Regions from separate parts of the Mus musculus genome. Here regions 2 and 3 are each linked to region 1. The links are chromatin loops, found by intact Hi-C in ENCODE. Cell type or tissue: left cerebral cortex. All regions are shown on one strand. Region 1 has its middle 38 kb from the start of 4930558J18Rik. Region 2 has its middle 8.4 kb from the start of 9130024F11Rik. Region 3 holds the start of BC055402 (cDNA sequence BC055402).

Region 1 (2,500 bases):
TATAGAATTCAAATACTGAAATTTAGCTCTGCTCCTCCTACCTGAAAGTACGGTTCATAGAATCTTAACCCATTAAGCCATAAGAGCTTAGAGTCCACCTCACCCCCATATTGTTAACGATAAAGGAACTGAGCTGCAGAAAGGCAGTGCCATTTGTTCCATGGTGCATGCTTGGTGAAAGGCTGGGACAGAGATGGCCCCTTGATGTCCAGTCTGAAGTTCCTTCCATAATACAACTTTGGGCCAACCAGGGACATCCCTAGATAACTCAAAGTCCCAAAGCAAGTTACTCACAGCTGTGACTGTCTTCTTACAGGGACAGTAAGACTTAAACAGAACCAGATCATCCTGTAGCCATTTTCAGTGACTATATCTGCTGTTTCAATGACACAGATGGAAGAAACAGCCAATAGCCTTATAACACAAAATGCCGTGTGGTCAGAGCAATGGGATGTTGGTCTTCGCGGGGAAGCACTGCTGTCAGTCTACATCCCTACTTATGAATTTAACAGTTCAAGGGGGTTGTGTTCTCTTCACATTATGAAGTTTCTCAATCTTCTGTGGGCTTTTCCAATATTTCTAGCACACGAGGAGGAAATTTTAGTTCTCCGTTATATCAGCGTATCCACAACAACTGTTCAAGCATCAAAAAGTACATCAGGGTGGCCTTCCCTGACGGAGCACCCTTGCTTCGTTCATGTACGGAGCAATAACTCACACAGTGTCACGTGATGACAACGACGGAGCTATGTGGTTATTTGACTTTCCTGAGGCCAAAGGAAAGCTGAACTGCAAGCCAAATGCTGAACTTTGACTGAACACCAAACTCCAGGTCAAATTTCTCAGTGTCCCTAATTCGGAGTTTAGAAGGACATTTCCAGGAGCAAAATTTGTGTTTTTTAAAACATACGTTCTCTATTCTCCTCTATTCACTTTCTGGGAAAAAAGAAGGAAAAAAAAAAGTGTTCTTTTAATCAGAAATTAGCAAATTCCTGTAAGATCCACAAGATGGCGCTAGGAAGTGGCATTTAGAAAAGAATTTTAAAAGCTGCTAGGAATAAATTTGGACAGGGTCACATAAGTATCACGTAACAACTGCCTACAGACATGCATGGTTTTAAAGGGCATTGTGAACCAGGTGAGTTTTTATAAACAGGCATATCTTCACTCTCCATGCTACTTTTAAATATCGGATCCATTATACTTTGCTTAATTTTAGTTTTGGCCTCATGTTTTCAGACTATTTTGTGAGAAAATGAAGAACTGAATTTGAATGTTGGCAAGGCTAGATCATAAAGGAAAAACTACTGGACTGAAGCAGACAAGTTTCTCATTCACATTATCTTCCCGAATCTCGGCATCTGGTCATCTTCCTGTCTATTGTAGGAGTTCTCATGCCCCTGGGGATATTGACTGATGTCTGAGGATATTTTTTCATTGTTGCAGGAAGCTGGGAGACTGAAGGAGCTGCAGCTTAGTGAGTAGTAATCGAGAAGCGGCTGATATTAATAAGGAACTATCCCATAGCAGTGTTTTAATAAAACAAAGTTAGAGGCTGGAGAGATGGCTCATTATTTAAGAACACTTGTTCTTGCAGAGGCCCTCGTTCAGGTTCCAGAACCCACAGGGTGGCTCACAACCGACAGAAACTTTCAGCTCCAGGAGCTCCAACACCCTCTTCTGACCCCCCCAGATTCCTGGAACATATACATGTTATAGAGATATACATACAGGCAAATACTCATACACATACATATACATGTTATAGAGATATACATACAGGCAAATACTCATACACACAACAAAGCTTTAAAAAGCAAAGACAAGGCTGAGGGATGTCACACATTCATCTACTGCCTTGTTGGTTCATTTACTCATCCACATATTCTCTTATGCTTACATTATCTTCTCTTTAGTCTACTAATTTATCATTTGCCCATGCAACCAGTTTTCAGTGTCACCATGACTCAAGACACTAAGAATAAGATAAAAATTGCCTCAATTTTACTCAGTCTGACAGGAGGAATGGTCCTTTATGAAATGATTTAGTAACAGGGTGTGATTGGTCCTCATTCCTAAGTGTAAGACATTCTGAGAACAGGAAAGCCATAGAAGAAATCACAGGGAAGAGTGTAGAATTTCAGAAGACTTTAGGCTGGGGCTTAAACATGGGGTAGAAGTGAAGCTATAGACTGAAATTTTGAGCAGACAACAGAAGGGTGCATAGTCATCAAAGGTATTTGGTGAGTATTTGGTGCTGTTAAGATATGAAATCCAAGAGAAGAGTTGGAAAAACCATGGTGTACTCCTAGTCTTGTGTCACCTTGACATGAGATTGAGTCATCTTAGAGCAGTGTTCCTCAACCTGTGGAGCCAACGCCTTGGCGGTGGGGGTGGGGTGTTAAAGACTCTCTCACAGGGGTCACATATTAGCTGCATATGAGATACTCACATTATGATTCATAACCATAGCAAAATTACAATTATGAAGTAGGGACAA
Region 2 (2,500 bases), 360 kb after region 1:
GAGCGGAGCTGAGGGGAAGGAAGGCATAACTTGGGGAAAGTAGAGAGGCACGAACCGAGATTCATTGTGAGGAGGATGGAAGCTGCCGGGTAAAAAGACCTTGGGGTACAGAACTCCCCAACATTTGGGAAGTCAAATCTGGTCCCGGAAGTCCGGTGCCAGCTTCTCAGCCACGGGCCACCAGGAACGCTCTGAGCATCGAGCCCTTCACGTTCCTAACCCGGAAGGTTTCGATCTGGCCCAAAAGTCCTGACTTGAGGTCTCTAGGAACTCAAAGAGCAGCTTGTCCTGCCGGGAATTGGAGCAAGTCCCCTGAAGGGGATGTAGGACGACAGCCAGTATTTTCAAGAGCCTGGGCGGCCAGCCGCGCTGCAACTGTAAGACGTGATTCTATTTGACTTTCCAAATCAAAGTGCATTGATTGGCGCCTAAAGAGTTCACGGCACATAACTGTCTTAATTAAACCTGCTATAAACAGACACATCACTTCTTGCACAGAAAACTTGGGGAAATGGCAGAGGGTCTGGCCGAAACCAGGCTAGAGCGATGCTCTTAAAAAAAAAAAAAAAAAAAAAAAAAAAAAAAAGCGCAAAGCAGGCAAAACCAGAAAAAAGAATAAAAGTGGATTTTCTGCATCCTCAGAAAACAGATGAACCGAAACCAAAACTCGGGATAACAGGGAGTTATGAAGGACAGCCAGGTTCTCAGTGCAGTACTGCTGGGACCCAAGTGCAGAGTAGGGGACCAGTAGTGGACAGCCTAGAGGGCAGGTTGAGGAGACAGAGGTGCCTAGCACTAAGGCTCCAGGTTGCCCTCATTAGGCCCTGTACTTTTCTTCTTAGTCCTTCCAACTTTGCCTGGCACTTCCTCAAAATCACACACCAGCAGGAGAATACTCCATTCCTTGACAATGGCCGGCCAATGCAGAGAGAACAAAGATGACTCACACTGAGATCCTTGGACACAGGCACTGCACTGTCCTGGTTGCTGGAGAAGAAGGTGATGAGTGTTTTCAGGAACCTGATGGAGAGCCAATGGAAAGGAAAGTTGTTTGCCAGTAACCCTCTTTGAAGGTAGGAAGAAGAGATACAGGTACACAAGATCTTTTCAAGATGTGCTAGTGTTGTTGAGTGTACCTGAGTATCAGTGTGGCTGGGGCAATCTTCAAAGAGTGTGAAGGGTCAGCCCCCCCCTCCCGCCACCTCCCCCATGTTGCTGGCCTCTGGAGAAGGAGGCTGAGCCCAGTAGGTCAGCTAGATACCTCTTTCCTCTTGGAAAGTGAAGAGGGGTAGTTCTAATCTCTGAACTCTGGACATTACTGGGCAGAGGCAACCCTCAGCCGGCTTCAGGTCTCCCGGTCTAAAACCACAGGAACAAGGAAAACCTGTCAATTTCCTAGCAAACAGTGAAAAGGAAAAGTTTCCGCAGGATAGTGAAAACGTGGGAGATATGCACACACAGGTTTGGGTATGCTTCTGGTAACTTCAGAAGCCAACACTTTGCCCCCTGGAAAACTCAATCTCATTTCTTTTTCTCTGACCACTTAGTATCCGCTCCTATTAATAATACTGAGGCAAAAATGTTCTTCATTTCGTTTAAATGACACCTGTATATACTAGCTGTGCTGCCTTTGAAACAGATTTTAACTTCAGGTAAATTTCAGTATAACACATTTTCAAGTTGTTTTTAAGTCCAGTCTTTAAGTTCCATGTGTAAAAGAAGAAAAACAAAGCAAACAAGAAGCCCACTTGCTTAGTGAAAACCACTCCAGTTGTTTTTACTTTCCAAGATTTTTGTATGGATTGAAACTACTGTAAAGACACTAATTAATTGACTATAAGCAATTCTTGTACACGGAACAATCTTCTCTATCCTAAAAATTAAACCTTAATACATGGACAGGAAAATATCTACTGTTGCAAAAAAAATGCTCGAAATAGAAGTAGAAATAAAATTTTAAATTGTATTATGGAGTAGACTTTTATTAAAACCAAATTATCACTAAAATCTACGATTCTGAACACAGTGAAAATTAGTTAAAAGGCAATATTAAGGAAACATTGCCGTTTTCTTAAACTGTGACACAAAAATGGTAAAGTGTTTCCTCTTCTATTTTTCTTGTGCTTTTTTTTTTTCTCTTCCGAAATAACCACTGTTCACCTCTCAAAACTCTCCACTCCTGAGCGCAAATCATGATTGTTCTGTATGCTAAGTGCTTTGAAAACGAACAAAACAAACACCTTCCTTACATTCACACTCACACTACACAAATGCACACCACGTAGCCACTCCGTTTTTGAAAACATGGAGAAGAGTGGGAGAGAGGGAGAGAGGGAGAGCGGGAGAGAGGGGAGGGAGGGAAGGAGAGAGAGAGAGAGAGAGAGAGAGAGAGAGAGAGAGAGAGAGAGAGAGAGAGAGAGAGAGAGAGAGAAGCATAGGTAACCAACAAACCCAATTACTAAGCTTTATTGATACTAAAAGGAAAAGTTCCCCTCGTAAA
Region 3 (2,500 bases), 120 kb after region 1:
ATCTAGGCAAGATCTCTTACCATTTTGATGCTGTGTTGTTTCTGGACTCTGTCAGGCAGAAGGCCACTGCTAAGTATATGTGACCCCTTAACTGTGAACAAAAACCACGAGCTCCTCTTCTTTAGAATTTACCTGGAGTGTGGCATTGTGTTATTAACAATAAAAAATGAAATTTTCTCCTCATTAAGAGAGCAAAATTAATCACCATGACCCTTTTACCTCACAGAACATTTTTTTTTTTATTAAATTGGCTGGAATAATTTGTGAACTCTTAAATGAGGAATGAGAGTGAGATGGGGTGTAGGCAGATGCTGGGGAGAAGGCAAGGCAGCCCCTTGGTTTCTACAAAGTTCTACAATCATCTGGCACGGCTGGGCTGAGCTCTGCATTCAGTAAAAATAACCCGAGGGGAAGAATAATGGTTCAGATATGCCACAGTCTGGTATTGATGGCAGATAACTGGCTAAGTTGATTGCTAAGATGTCATAAACTCTCTGCAAAATGGTCCTCTAGACTTGGCTATCACAATTCCCTTATCTCTGTTGTACTTTACACACATCTGTCACCAGTATGCATCTGCTACAGGGAGAAAACAACGGTAAGGTCTTCTCTCAGGAAGCAGGAAGGCCTTGGCTGAGGAAAATCAGGTCACCATGAGAAGAGCCAAGTGTGGCTCACGTGACAAAAGAATCTCTTTAATTAGGAGGAAAAGTTGAGTTGAGTCTTCATGAAGAAGCCAGTGTTAACCAGGAAGCCTTTCAAAGGGAGGGACAAGCAGGGACTGATATAGCCAGGGAGACTCTGAGTGGACAAGGACCTGGGTGACTTCTGAGGGATAATGAAGGGCTGAGAAAGGCTGCCAGGTCCCAGCTCTTATAAGTTTTCCATTGTGCAAAGACGTCTGGATCTTATCCTGTAAACCAGAGGGCTCTGGAAGCAGCAGAGAGAGGAGACCTTTTTTTCGACCTTCATGCTCACCCAAATACCAGGTCAGCTGGGGATTGAAGGATGGCCACCATAGACGAGGTACAACATACTCCTGGGGGGAGTCTGGTAAATTCTCTTAACGCTGCATGGCCTTTGGCCTTTCAAGCCACTTTCCTTGGTGTTGGGACACATGAAGGCTTTCAGCAAATATGAGAAGGTTTAGAGAACTTGATGCATAAAGGTTGCACTGGGCTAAAGTGCCACTCCCCAGGCAGTATTTAGACAGCAACTGTTCCTTGGGGCTCCTTGGACACGGATGTGAGGAGAGAAGGCTGCAGCTGATTTCCCAGAGGTGGGTGTGCAGGGGAGGAAGCAGGAAGCAGCTGATGCTCCCTCTGCAGTGCCAGTGTCTCCCTGTGGGAAGCCTTCAGTAACAGCTCAGGAAAACCCATGCTCAATTTGGGAGTGAGTTCTGGCTAACATCAGTTTGAACTGGGGTGCAGTGCTAACTCAGCTGCTTGAGTAACTTCAATATTCCTTCTTACACGCAAGCTTCCAATAGCCTTTATAAGGATGACCAAATACAGGAGGGGTGACAAGGTTTTCTTTCCTTGTGGGAAGTATATTTGAAGTACTTTCAGATGGTTTAAACTGAATCAATTAAAAAAAAAAAGACCGTTTTTTTTTTTCTGACCCAATTTCTTCTTTCTTTTTCAAATTCTTGCTTACATTTCAAGAGCTGCTTTGTTCTGTTTTCCAAGTTAAAAATTCATGGAGAAGAGGAGTTTAAGAAAATGAAGACAATGTGAAATTAAATTGCAAGGGTGGGGGCAGGAGGGGGTAGAGATATTAATTAGCAATCTAGAATTAAATTAAACATGAAATAGACATTCCCAGGTCAGGAGGAGGTCTTGGGAAAGGGGAGGAGAATTTGAATGTGTGGATGTTCTTTTCTGTATAAATTTCAAATTGAATTTGGCTTTAGGTTTCTGGCAGCAGAGATGTTGTTCAGAGCACGCTGGAAAATGGAGGCTTCTCGATTCCCACTTTTAGCTCGCACCATTCTGCCGAGACAACTTCTCGCCGGCTTCAGTGAATGGCGGTGAAATGCAAATCATAACGGAGGAGAGCTGGCCTCCGGGGAAAGGGGGTCTTGGATGGTTTCCAAGGTCTGGAACACAGAGGAAAGACATATTTCTTTGTCACACACAGTAGATTCTCCCTGAGGGTTTCAGCGATGGGAAGAAATGATGGGAGGGGGGGTGGGAGTGTGGTGGTGGAACTCATTAGAACGTTCTTCTCTCAGATGAAAAGCCAAACAAAAACAAACCTCAGTGAGTGTGAACACAGGCAAGCTGGAGGCCTTGAGGCCTCTCACAGCACACGCCATACAGCACGGTTATCACCCGGGCTGCCGAGTCGTGGACAGCTCTGTGACCTCCCTCTGTGACCCCTGGGCAGACACGTGTATGGATTTACCATGCAATTTGACCTGGTATAGGAAAGATGTCAAGCAAGCCTGCAATGAAGATTCTGTGTCCAGGAGAATTCAAAAGACATATTCTCAGGCTCA

What was found. A loop is a pair of places that touch in the nucleus more often than their neighbours do. Peaks named below come from ENCODE experiments on the same cell type or tissue, not always from the same donor. Only the 100,000 strongest peaks of a DNase experiment are listed, where the experiment ranks them.
Region 2: it touches region 1 in a loop (4-fold over the local background); 3 of 42 quality-filtered maps call a loop at or near these places.
Region 3: it touches region 1 in a loop (2.0-fold over the local background); 5 of 42 quality-filtered maps call a loop at or near these places.

What each region holds. Positions count from the first base shown.
Region 1 is chr1:57,337,854-57,340,353 of GRCm38, reverse strand. No RefSeq gene overlaps it. Among named protein-coding and RNA genes, the nearest start is that of 4930558J18Rik, 38 kb to the left of the region's middle. In left cerebral cortex, a CTCF peak has its summit at 1,004 (motif pointing right); a DNase peak (open chromatin) is centred at 1,024.
Region 2 is chr1:56,978,591-56,981,090 of GRCm38, reverse strand. It overlaps a transcript of Satb2 not described here. Among named protein-coding and RNA genes, the nearest start is that of 9130024F11Rik, 8.4 kb to the right of the region's middle. In left cerebral cortex, no CTCF peak of the experiment used is centred here; a DNase peak (open chromatin) is centred at 939; H3K4me3 peaks cover 2,386 bases; H3K27ac peaks cover 2,500 bases.
Region 3 is chr1:57,213,309-57,215,808 of GRCm38, reverse strand. BC055402 (cDNA sequence BC055402) reads left to right here and starts at 813. Exons shown (of 7, transcript NR_037990.1): 1 at 813-989; 2 at 1,913-2,096. In left cerebral cortex, a CTCF peak has its summit at 1,375; DNase peaks (open chromatin) are centred at 1,324 and 1,993; H3K27ac peaks cover 177 bases.